2 separate regions of the Homo sapiens genome follow, and region 1 is linked to region 2. Evidence: chromatin contacts called from ENCODE Hi-C or POLR2A ChIA-PET data. All regions are on one chromosome and are shown on one strand. Each heading gives the region's core, a stretch centred on a gene start or an enhancer-like site at or near the end of the contact. The rest is flanking DNA. Distances are from core to core; before and after follow the strand shown.

Evidence for each region. A loop is a pair of places that touch in the nucleus more often than their neighbours do. ChIA-PET counts read pairs that join two places held with the same protein, here RNA polymerase II (POLR2A). Pooled maps may share reads with other maps.
Region 1: a loop to region 2 is called in a map of heart right ventricle, with 4 times the contacts of the local background. The contact joins the enhancer-like site here to the promoter of HTR1D in region 2. A Hi-C loop is called at or near these places in 43 of 168 maps with a recorded cell type or tissue (Caco-2, Calu3, GM12878 and 24 more), 11 of 37 single-sample maps with no recorded cell type and 21 of 50 pooled maps. POLR2A ChIA-PET finds 5 or more read pairs at or near these places in 10 of 52 experiments (CD4-positive, alpha-beta T cell, CD8-positive, alpha-beta memory T cell, H1 and 6 more).

What each region holds. Positions count from the first base shown.
Region 1 is chr1:23,274,437-23,280,530 of GRCh38, forward strand. No RefSeq gene overlaps it. Among named protein-coding and RNA genes, the nearest start is that of LINC01355, 8.0 kb to the right of the region's middle. Within about 2 kb of position 3,360, at least 2 of the 41 ENCODE cell types and tissues checked have a DNase peak (open chromatin) inside an H3K27ac peak, as active enhancers do; they include PC-3 and PC-9, where a contact is called at or near this core.
Region 2 is chr1:23,213,773-23,220,288 of GRCh38, forward strand. It overlaps HTR1D (5-hydroxytryptamine receptor 1D), which reads right to left and starts at 3,730. Exons shown (of 2, transcript NM_000864.5): 1 at 3,519-3,730.

The sequences.
Region 1 (6,094 bases), core at 2,110-4,609, 60 kb after region 2:
TTATTTTAACACATTTCAGTATATAGGGTGTTTTTGTTATTGAAAATTGCCCAAAGTGATTTTCCTACTAGTTATTTCTACCTTCCAGTAACCTAAATTCTACCTTTTCAATTTGGACCCATTACCTCTTTGAAAACCCAACTTGGAGACTATATGGTTCATGTAAACTTGTTTTTGAGGCAAAGGGATGACCAGAAATCTAGGACAATTGGCATCAAAATAATTAACAATAGCAATGGATTACAAACCACAGAATAAAATACAAGTCCATGAGTCCATACTGACATAAGTGAATGGGGAGAAGGGAAAGCTCTTCCTTACAGTAGATTGACAGCTAATAAATACAAAAGGAATGATGTTAAAACCAGTAGGTGCAAGTTTAATGAGGAACATAGTCTCAAAGAATATCCTCACTAATTGGCCGGGTGTGGTGACTCACGCCTGGAATCCCAGCACTTTGGAAGGCCGAGTCGGACAGATCACTTGAGGCCAAGAGTTCGAGACCAGCCTGGGCAGCATAGCAAAACCCCATCTCTACTGAGGCGGCAGGATTGCTTGAACCTTCGAGGCAGAGGTTGCAGTGAGCTGAGATGGGGCCTCTGCACTCCAGCCTGGAGGACAGAGCCAGACTCCATCTCAAAACAAAGAAACAAACAAAAACACAAAGAAAGGCTGAAAGATGATTTCAGATTAAAGGAGACTAAGAGCAGTGTATGATCCTGACTTCGATGCAAGATTGGGAAAAAATTGCTATAAATGACATTACTGGGACAGTGGATGAAATTTGAAAATGGGCAATGAGCTGGATGTGGTGGCTCACACCTGTAATCCCAACACTTTCAGAGGCTAAGGTGGGCAGATCGCTTGAGGCCAGGAGATCAAAACCAGCCTGGGCAACAAAGTGAGATGGCATCTCTACATAAAATTAAAAATTTGCTGGGCGTGGAGGCGCGTGCCTGAGGTCCCAGCTACTTGGGGGGCTGAGGTGGGAGGATCGTTTGAGCCCAAGAGGTGGAGGCTGCAGTGATCTATGATCACCCCACTGCACTCCAGCCTGGGCAATAGAGCAAGACCAGGAAAGAAAATGGGCTATGGGAGGTTGTGCCATTGCACTCCAGCTTGGGCAACAAGAGTGAAACTGTCTCAAAAAAAAACAAAAAACAAAAAGGTGGGGGGGCTATGGATTAGATAATTCTATTGTATCAATGTTCGATTTTCTGATATTGACAACTGTAAGATAACGTCCTCACTTTTAAAAGACACACTTGAAATATTTATGGGTACAGGTACACAATGTTTCCAATTTACTCAGAAGTTTTAGGAACACACAAGCACATGCACACACACACACACACACACACACAGAGGAAATGATAAATAATGTAGACAATTGGTGAATCTGGGTAGAGGGTATAGGAAGTTCCTTGTATCATTCTTGCAACTTTTCCATAAGTTTGAAATTATATAAAAATAAATTATAACAAAAATGGTTGACCAGAAACTTTTTTTTTTTTTTAGACAGAGTCTTGCTCTGTCACCCAGGCTGGAGTGCAGTGGCACGATCTCTGCTCACTGCAAGCTCTGCCTCCCGGGTTCATGCCATTCTCCTGCCTCAGCCTCCCGAGTAGCTGGGACCACAGGCACCTGCCACCACGCCCGGCTAATTTTTTGTATTTTTAGTAGAGACGGGGTTTCACCGTGTTAGCCAGGATGGTCTGGATCTCCTGACCTCGTGATCCGCCCTCCTCAGCCTCCCAAAGTGCTGGGATTACAAGCTTGAGCCACTGTGCCCGGCCAACCAGAAACTTTTAATTTCACCCCACAGTGCTAAAAATATTCCTAAACTATGAGTCTACTTTCTTGGTTTGGTAAACACTCTCTAAGAAACATAACCGTAGCTCTCTGAAATAATTAAGAAATTCTTCAAGATCCTAAATCTTCAATAACCATTTATGCATGATGAGAAAAAGTTAGTAAATTTAATTTTCCATATAACCAAAACTTATTCCTTTAAGTCATTCTTTTAGCAAGTGTGTGGGAAACTTCTATGTACCAGATACACTCTAGGTGTTGATCCCTGCACTTGTGGAGTTTATATCTAGCAGAGAGAGAGAGACAACAATAAATGTAATTAATAAGTAAATTATATACTGTAGGATAAAAAATGATAAGTGCTGGAGAAGCAGCAGAGCAGATGATGATAAGTGCAAGGGCAAGGGAGGTCGGGCTGGGCTGCAATCTCAAATAGGGCCTTCTTGTGGAGAAGGCCTTTGAGTATAGGCTTGGAGGTGAGGGAGTGAGCTGTGCAGATACTCTGCCTAAAGGCTCTCCAGGCAGAGGGAACAGCCAGTGCAGAGACCCTGGGGTAGAAGTTGCCCAGAGTTTCAAGGAGCAGTAAGGAAGCCACTGTGGCTACAGTGAAGTGAAAAAGTAATATTTTAGCTCAAAATCCTCCACTGCCTTCCCATTTGTCTCAAAAATCCTCGCAGCAGGTTTTAAGGTCCTACAGACCTGATTTCACTACCTTTCTGATTTCACCTCTTACTTCTCTTTTAAGTTCATAAACATTTTTATTTATTAATATTGGAACAAAAATATCTTTTAAAAAATGCATTATTGGCTGGGTACGGTGGCTCACGCCTGTAATCCAGCACTTTGGGAGGCCGAGGTGGGCAGATCACCTGAGGTCAGGAGTTTGAGACCAGCCTGGCCAACATGGTGAAACCCTGTCTCTACTAAAAATACAAAAATTAGCTGGTCGTGGTGGTGCATGCCTGTGGTCCCAGCTACTCAGGAGGCTGAGGCATGAGAATTGCTTGAACCTGGGAGACGGAGGTTGCAGTGAGCCAAGATCGCGCCACTGCACTCCAGCCTGGACAACAAAGCGAGACTCCATCTCAAAAAAAAAAAAAAAACAGTCTCACTATGTTGCTCAGGCTGAAGGGCAATGGCTATTCAGAGGCATGAACATTGCACACTACAGCCTCAAGCTCCCAGGCTCAAGCAATCCTTCTGCCTCAGCTTCCAAGTGCCACTGGTGTGCATGACCACACCTGGCTTTAGTTGAGCAAGTACTGAGCACCTTACATATGTTAAAACATACTACAATTCATCCTGGTGTAGATATTAAACTCCCTTTTAGAAAAATGTATGCATAGTGAATGATATATTTACATTTAGGTCAAAATGCTTCTGAAGAAATCACTATAGAGTATTAAAGTGTATCAGGAATCATAAATAGGTATTACTAAGTTTGCATGTCAAAGGTCAGCTTTATACACTTAATAGGAAAGTAGCCTCAAATTCATCCTAAGTTTTGGCAGCCAGCCTCCAAGGTGGCCCTGATGATTCTCACTTCATGGTATTCTAGCCCTGGGTAGTCTCCTCCCATACTGAAGAGGGTTGACCTGTGTGGTCAATGAGATACTGTGGAAATGGAGTCTTCCTATTCACTTTGTGGGGGAAGCCAGCTACATGAGAATATTCAGTATATGCAGAAGTCCACTTGCCTAGGAAGTGAGGTGTAGTCATGCACGTGAGCCACCTTGAAAGCAAATCCTGCAACCCTAGTCAAGCCTTCAGATTACTTTTTAAAAAAAAAAAAAAAAAGACATGGTCTTCCTCTGTCACCCAGGCTGGAATGCAGTGGCACAACCACAGCTCACTGAAGCCTCAACCTGTCGATCTGCTGGGCTCAAGCAGTCCTCCCACCTCAGCCTCCCGAGCAGCTGGGACTACAAGTGTGTGCCACCATGCCTGGCTAATTTTTAAATTTTTTTGTAGAGACGAGGTCTCACTATTGTTGCCCAGGCTGGTCTTGAACTCCTGAGCTCAAGCGATTCTCCTACCTTGGCCTCCCAAAGTGCTGGGATTACAGGTGTTAGCCACCGCACCCAGCCTGCAACCTCTTAAGAGTCAGAATCACTCAGCTAAGTGACTCTTGGATTCTTCACCCAGAGTAATTGTAGAGGATAATAAATGTTTGTTTTAAGCTGCTAAGTTTTAGGGGGGTAATTTGTTATGCAACAACAGGTAATGCATAGAAACCTGTCCAATATAACTCATGGAAATTTTGTCTTGCCATTTCATCTATTGGGATGGGAAAAGATTGAAGGACTCTTAATTGTGAACAGTCAAAAGGTTGAAAATGTTATAAGAAGTTGCTTTAAAGAGCAGCTCATAAATCAATCTTTGTAGGAAAGCTGACAATTTCCAACTATGGGGTACAGAAGTTGGGCCTTGGAGTATACTAGGTAATTCATTTTCTTAAAACTGAGGACCAGACCAGGTACTCTGTACCTCCAGTAAAGATCAATGATCACAAGGGAGAGTCACACAGGAACTAATGGAAGAAAAGGAACCCAAACTCAGACTCCTGCTGCTCCCCTCTCATTACTCGTCACATGCTTAGTTTTTTAGACCATTTCTGCCAAAGTAAACAACAGTAAATAACAGCCCAACTTACCTTTACATCTGTATTTCCTACTCCTTTTATTTCAGGCACCCATGAGTCAAACCAAACAGAACCAACCACCAGTCAAGAAAATTACGCCTTCTTAAAAACTAATCTATACCTCCTACCACACACACAATGTGATTTTTCATACAAATCACATTGTATTACACTTCAAACATCTCACTTGAGTTCTAATTATGAAGGCAGGGTCATGTTTTATGTTTTTGTGTACCTGAGGCTTAACACAGCACCTCTAGGCATATTTCAGTAAATACAGCTGGTATACGTCGTGCCATTTGACTTCTGTATTTTAGTTCCTTCTGCTTTATCATCTTAGAACACACCCTTCTCATATACCTCTGTATCTAAAATCCTGGCTTACTTCAAGTATCATCCCAAAGAAATATTCTAATTTCTACTACCACCTACCCCCATTGTCATCCTACCTCATATAAAACAGAAGTAATCCCTACCTCATCTGAACCCCCACAGAATCTAGATCTCCTACATTAAATCTTAGTTGAATGAATTAAGAGATTGAGTTCAGGACTCGTCTCCTGGAAGTCTTCCTTGAATCTGCCCTCCTTTGCTCTATCCCAACATGCACTACAATGTATTAAATCATTTGTGTGCATGCTCCACCAGCATACCCTTCCTTCTCTGATGGCACCTAGAAAGGATCAACATGCTTTCAGGACACTATCAAAAACAGTGTTACCACACTGACAGTATGGCCATTCTCATCTTAGAAATGCCTCTTTCAACTAAAAATGAATATTCTTTCTTTTTTAGATAGCAGATATATCAATTTACATGAAGAGTTCGAAGGCTAGAACAATAAGCCCAGGTACATTAAGACTAATGGTAGAAAATCGGAGGTACCAAGGCCCTATGAAAACCAAAACCACCCCACCTTCTTTGCTGCTGGCCAGATTTTGGCAGCTGAACTCAGTTAAAGTTCATGTTCCTGTTTTCTTGATAGATGTCAAAATGTAATCTAGAGCCTGCTATTCAGTATCACCTGGATGCTTGTCAGGAATGCACTCTCAAATGGTCCAGCCACCTTAGAAAATAGTTTCCCGGTTCTTTAAAATGTTAGTTACCATATGACCCAATAATTCCACTCCTAGGTATATTCCCAACAGAAATGAAAACATACTTTCACACAAAATCTTGTACATAAATGTTCATAGCTGTATTATTCATAATAGCCAAAAAATGGAAACTGATGCAGGGACACAGAAAACGTGCTATAGCCATACAATGGAGTATTATTCAGCCACAAAAAGGAATGAAGTACTGATACATGCTACAACATCGATGAACCTTGAACACTAAGTGAAAGACGCCAGGTACAGAAGTCTATAAAACGTTATGAAATGTCCAGAAGATATAAATTAAGGCAGAAAGTGGATTAACAGTTGCCAGATGCTGGTGGAGGGGAAAAGGGTGGAAGGGAGAGGGGGATGGGGAGTGATAGGTACAAGGTTTCTTTTTCAGCACGGTGAAAATGTCCTGAAATTAGAATGGTGATAGTGGAACAACTCTACATGCTAAAAAACAGTTAATTGGACAGTTTTAAAGAGTGAATTTTATGGTATGTGAAATATATTTCAAACTACTTTTAAAAAAAGAGAA
Region 2 (6,516 bases), core at 2,480-4,979:
AATCTCAAACTCCTGGGCTCCAGCAGTTTGCCCACCTGGGCTTCCCAAAGTGGTGGGATACAGGTGTGAGCCACGCTACCCAGCCCCTCTCTCTGCTTTCTGAGGTCCTTTTCAAAAGCTACCTCCTCCAGGAAGTCTTCCCTGGACAACTGAGTGCAAAATCTCTCTCCTTTAAGCCCTCTCCCGACTCCAGGTTTGTTTGTGTCTCTCATTGCCTACTGCTGGAAGTTCCTTGAAGATTTACCTATTTTCTTCCCACTCCAGTGTTCAGAGCACAGTAGACTGGCAAATAATAGGAAATAACTTCTCTTGTAAGGCTCAAGTAGGCCCTGGAGAAAGATCAGTATTTCCTCTTCTCCATTTAAAGTTTTTGGCTGGGTGCAATGGCTCACGCCTGTAATTCCAACACTTCGGGAGGCTGAGGTAGGAGGATCACTTGAGCTCAGGAGTTCAAGACCAGCCAGGGCAACATGGCGAAACCCCATCTCTACAAAAAATACAAAAATTAGCTGGGCATGATGGTGCGTGCCTGTAGTCCCAGCTACTCTGGAGGCTGAGGTGGAAGGATGTCTTGAGCCCAAAAGGTGGAAGTTGCAGTGAGCCCAGAGTGCACTGCTGCACTCTAGCCTGGGTGACAAAGCCAGACTCTGTCATCATTCATTCATTCATTCATTCATAAATAAATACATTTCTCCAACAGCTCCCACTTCACTCTGAATAAAATTCAAAACTCCCATGGCTTACAAGGCCCTACGTGATCTGCTGCCACCCCGGCCGTCTCTCTGACCTCATCTCCTACCAGCTGCCCGTCTTAAATATCACCCCTTTGGCAACACCTTGACCAGCCAACATAAAGCAGCTCCCCTCCTCCACCACATCACCCTGGTTTATGCTAATTTTAGCACTTAACCTGATCTGATATTTTCTGCCTGTTTGTTTATTGCGTATCTTTCCCCACACACCCTCCACCTGCCCCATGCCCTGCTAACATACACCTCCTGTCTAGCTCATCCCTATATCCCCAGAGCCTAGAACAGTGCCTGGCTGAAAATAAATAGGTGGGTCAACAGCCTGAGGAGCGATCTGGGCTAGAGGCATACATGTATGAGTCATGTGCATAGAGGTGATAACTAAAGCCAATGGGGTGGGTGAGATCACCCAGAGAGAGTGTCTACTAGGAGAGGAGCAGAGGGCCTGGGGGAGCAGAGCATCTAAGGGCTGTAGAAAGGAGAATGAAGCCGCAAAAAGATGAGGGAACAACGTAACAGTGTCAAGTCACAGGGGCCCAGAGAAGAGAGTGTTTTGGGGAGAAGAAACAGTCAGCAGTGTCAACTGCTGCTGAGAGCAGTGAAAGACTGAGCAGGCCAGGCTCCATGGCTCATACCTGTAGTCCCAGCATTTTGGGAGGCCAAGGAGGGTGGATTCTTTGAGCCCAAGAGTTCGAGGCCAGCCTGGGCAACATGGCGACACCCTGTCTCTACAAAAAATGCAAAAATTAGCCAGGCATGGAGTCGCATGCCTGTAGTCCCAGCTACTGGGGAGGCTGAGGCAGGAGGATCACTTGAACTCAGGAAGTTGAGGTTGCAGTGAGCCATGATCACACCACTACACTCCAGCCTGGGTGACAGAGCACCACCCTGTCTCAAAAACAAAAACAAATAAGCAAAAAGACTGAGTGGTGTCTGCTGAATTCAGCTTCCTGGAAGACATGGCTGACCCCTGCCCCTCTGTGGGCCTTAGACGGGAAACATCTGTGCAATGAAAGAGACCTCTCAGGTCTGGGAACTCCATACTCTGAGAATCTGTATTTCTGCTCACATTCACATTACTCTCACCAAAAAGAATAGTCATCCATCCGTGGCCTAGGAGAGAAGGGATGAGCCAGTGGTCCCGCCCTCATTATTGATCCATCAGGTAACTGACAAACTCTAAGGAAGCATCTCTGTTTTTCTGGCCCTGTACTAGGTTCTGGAAGGCGGTGAGCCAGCAGGCAGGCCTGGGACTGGGAAGCCAGCACTAGGGCTCAGGGCTTCTGTGGCTGCAGAGACATGATCTCCATCCCCCACCCACGGGCTGCACTGGGACTTACTTGTTCATGAGATCAAAGCCTTGGTCTGACAGCAGGGCCCTGAAGTGCTTGTAGAGGTTGTTGTAGGGGTAGAGGCCCTAGCCCCTGCCAGTCAAGTCCAGCTGGCCTGGTCCCTCCCTCCTAGCCACCCTCTAGGTCCCAGCTTCCTGGATGTCTCAATGACAAAGGCTGCCTACTTCTCCCCACCAGTGGAGCAGGACTAAAGACTGAAAAAGGCTGGCTACCCCAATGGCCTCACTTGCTGCTGATAAAGTGTCCCCAAATGTCCTTGTGAGGAGGGCTGAGACCCCAGCCAGTGGCTGTGTGATCCAGAGGACAGCGCAGACCCACACCACGGGCTCAACTGGAAAACACTGGAAGCTGGTTGCAAGGAAGAGTGGAGGGGTTGCTGCTGCTGCTACTCAGAGAAATGATGGCCACTAGTGGCTGAGCTCTGGTTTGGAGCCAGGGGCTGTGCTGAGTGACAATCCCATTAGATTTGTACAGTAAGCCTGTGGGGTGAGAATTGTTGTCCCCACTTCATATGGGAGGAAACCACACCTCAAAGAAGGTAAGGGCTTTCCTGAGATCACACAGCTAGTAGGTGGCCAAGGCCAGTTTGCTAATGCAACCGGGACCCTGACTGAGAGCCCTGCTCTTAATCCCGAACTTTCCCAGACCTGGGGACTTTAGTCTTAGATTCTTCTACTGGTAGTGTGACCTTGGGCAAGACGGATTCCCCACTCTCCCCATTTGTAATAAAGCAGATTTCTCAGTGCCCTTCCAGTTCCGGCATTATGTGATTAGCTAGGATTTATACAGAACTTTACAGTTTCTAAAAAAAGCATCTAGCGGGGATCTCACTTATTTCCAGGGACCCTGCAAAGTGAGAGAATGCCCCTCTATTTGACAGACGTGCAAACTGAGGCTTGGAGAGATGCAGTGACCTGCCCAAGGTCACAGAGCCGGTCAGCCCCAGCCCGGAGCCAGCCGGGGCTCCACACCGGACCCCCTTCAACTCTCTCCAGAGAGGGGAGGCCCCTCCGCGGCGCCGCGCCCGAACCTGGCCAGCAGGGGGCAGCGCCCGGCTTCCCTTGGCGCCCGGGGCCCCTCGGGGGGCGTCGCGGTCCCCGGCCCGGGGGTGCTTCCTGCCCCTCCAGTTCTCGCCTGGGCGCTGGGCACCCCCAACGCGCGCGTGGGATCCCGCAGCCTCCCTGGGCGCTGCCTCAGTCCTCCCTTTTCTCCCGGGGCTCTGGACGGCCACCCCCGGTGGCCTCCCTCCGGCCGGGCAGGTCCTCCGGGACCCTCTCCCTGGCGCGCGCCCGTCCGAGGGCACAGAGAGGCGGGACGCCCCGGGCCCCCGAGGCCCCAGGAGGGGCGCCGCTCCCGGCCTCAGTTCCCCGCGGACGGCCGCTGGGGCCAGGCTGCAGACGCGGCCCCGAGAGCTTACCCGCTGCCCGGCGGGCAGGTGCGCACACCCGGCGTACCCGCCCGATCCACTTCCTCGCGCGGCGTCTCCCCGTCGCGGCCGCCTTGTCTCCGCCGCGACCCCCGCCGAACTCGGGGGCCGCCCGCCCCGCCGCCCCGGGGCCCTTTCCGGCTCGCGCCCTCGCGATCCCGCACCTGCCTCCGCCTCTCCCAGAGCCCTGCGGCTCCTTCTCCGCGCTCCCCTTCCCGCGCCCGCCGCTCCTCCTTGCTCCCTCCTCCAGCTCCTCCCTCGCCGGGCTCCCTCCCTACTCGGCCCCCCGCCCGCCCGGAGGAAGGCTTGGCCCCCGGCCTCCCCGCTCGGGATGGTCCGGAGCTCCGAGCCCCGGCCTGCGACTCGTAGCAGCCCCCGCCCAGCACCCGGGGTGGGTACGCGCAGCGGAAGGGAGGTGGAAAAGGCCCCGGGCCAGCGCTCTCCGGCCCCCACCTGTAGGAGGGCAGGTGGGCTGGCTCTGGGGTAGGGGTCTGCAGGGAGGTGGGCCATGCCCAGAGACACTTGGTGAAAGTCCAGCCTCCCCTATCCGTCCGGGTCCCCGGTGTTCATTCCTAGTTGGATTTTTGTTTTCTTCGTCTAACAAATATTGATTGATCTACTGTGTCAGGCATGTTCTAGGCACTGGGGATACAGCAGTGAACAAAACAGAGGTAGACCTAAGGGAGCTTCCGTTCTGTTGCGGGGAGACAACACATTTAATACGCAAAATGCATAAAATATTTATAGAGGTAAAGGGTAGGGAGGATAAGAAAGCAGAGAAAGAAGGTAGGGAGTGGAAGTGAGGGCTCAGGGGCACCTCCCTGCAAAAGTAGCATTTGAGCAAAGTTAGGAGGTGAAGGAGTGGGTCTTGGGAAAGACCCTGAGCCGGATGGTGTCCAAGCTGGATGAATGGAAGGGGGCGGGGGGGGGGGGCGGTCAGAGAGGTAGGGGAGGGACAGCTCCCAGCATCCTTCAAAGGACAGATTCCGAGTGCCAGCCCCCAGCCCCCAGCAGGTGTTTGGGATGCTGAGATGAACCAGCCTGGTTGCAGAGAACCAGGGGAGAGAGAAGACTTGAGCACAAAGACAGGACCAGCAAGAGGCTTCCACTGAAGACAGTGAAGAGGCACGAACACCGGCCATGGCTTGTGTCCAGGTTTCTCGCAGCTCATGAGGAACTGGCCTTGCCTTCTGTGTCCTTACCGGTTTTTTGGTTGGTTGGTTGGTTGGTTGGTTGGTTGGTTTGGAGACGGAGTCTTGCTCTGTCGCCCAGGCTGGAGCGCAGTGGCGCGATCTCGGCTCACTGCCACCTCCGCCTCCCGGGTTCAAGCGATTCTCCTGCCTCAGCCTCCTGAGTAGCTGGGACTACAGAAGCGTGCCACCTGCCCGGCTAATTTTTTGTATTTTTAATAGAGACGGGGTTTCACCGTATTAGCCAGGATGGTCTGCATCTTCTGACCTCGTGATCCGCCCGCCTCGGCCTCCCATAGTGCTGGGATTACAGGCATGAGCCACTGCGCTCAGCTCCTTACTGGGTCTTTATCTGCTTGTTCTTCATGTGTTTTGAAGCCTGTTATTAGTTAGGGGCATTAAGATTGTTATGTTATGTTTGTTTGTTTTTTGTTTTTGTTTGTTTGTTTGTTTTTTAGAGACGGGGTCTTGCTATGTTGTTCAGGCTGGTTTCAAACTCCTGGGCTCAAGTGATCCTCCCGCCTTGGCCTCCCAAAGTGCTGAGATTACAGGTGTAAGCCACTGTGGCCAACCCTGTTATTTCTTCTTGATGAATTGACCCTTTTATCATTACGAAATGACCCTCTGTCCCTGGTAACATTCTTTGTCTTGAAGTCTCCTTCACTGGGTGTAGGGAGAGGCCAGCAGCACCTGCCGGCATTGGTTTATTCGCAGCCCACACAGCTGTTGGACATCTGGCACACCCAAAACTCAGCAGCTCATCTAGACTTTCTATTCTGTGTCCTTCTGTGTCCTTCTGTCTCCACATAACTCTCTACAAACCTAGCCCTCCCCTCCTTTCTTCATGCCCCACCCTCTTGGTTTACCATTTGATGATTGGCCTGGAGCCTACATCTCTCTCAATCTCTCTCTTTTTTGGAAGCCTGTGATCAATGATCATTAATAATGCAAACATTCTTTTCGTCTTAGCACAAATCCCAGGCAAATAAATCACTGGCAAATAGGAGTTATCGGCAACCACACCTCGGCCTCCACTCTACTCAGGCCCTAGGTTCTTTTCCCAAATAGGAAATAGGAAGGTTGAGCAATGAAAAATGTAGGCATTTCCCAAAATAGGCACTGCGGCTCATGCCCCAGGTTGAAGTCAGGAAGGAGGAAAGGGTCCTGTCTACACAGCCGAAGCACTTGCAGCTGCTGTTGGGGTCCTAGCCTAAGATCCTGCAGTTGAAAAATCCAAATGGCAGAGTAAATACAGACACATCCTGGGTGTGTGTCCTCAATGAAAAGACCCTGACAGCCCCAGAAGCTGCCCTGGTCAGGGCGAACCTTGGGCAAAACTTGTATGGCGGCCGGGCGCGGTGGCTCACGCCTGTAATCCCAGCACTTTGGGAGGCCGAGGCGGGCAGATCATGAGGTTAGGAGATCGAGACCATCCCGGCTAAAACGGTGAAACCCCGTCTCTACTAAAAATACAAAAAATAGCCGGGCGTAGTGGCGGGCACCTGTAGTCCTAGCTACTTGGGAGGCTGAGGCAGGAGAATGGCGTGAACCCAGGAGGCGGAGCTTGCAGTGAGCCGAGATCGTGCCACTGCACTCCAGCCTGGGCGACAGAGCGAGACTCCGTCTCAAAAAACAAAAACAAAAACAAAAACAAAAAAAAAACTTGTATGGCATCTCAGCACCTTCTAACAAAACATCTGCTAACAATGTTGAACAATACAAGCCACTGAAGATGGTAAATGACACTGGAAAGCTGGCTGAAGGAAAAGGCTGGGTCTGCTGGAGAGGGTTCACTTCAG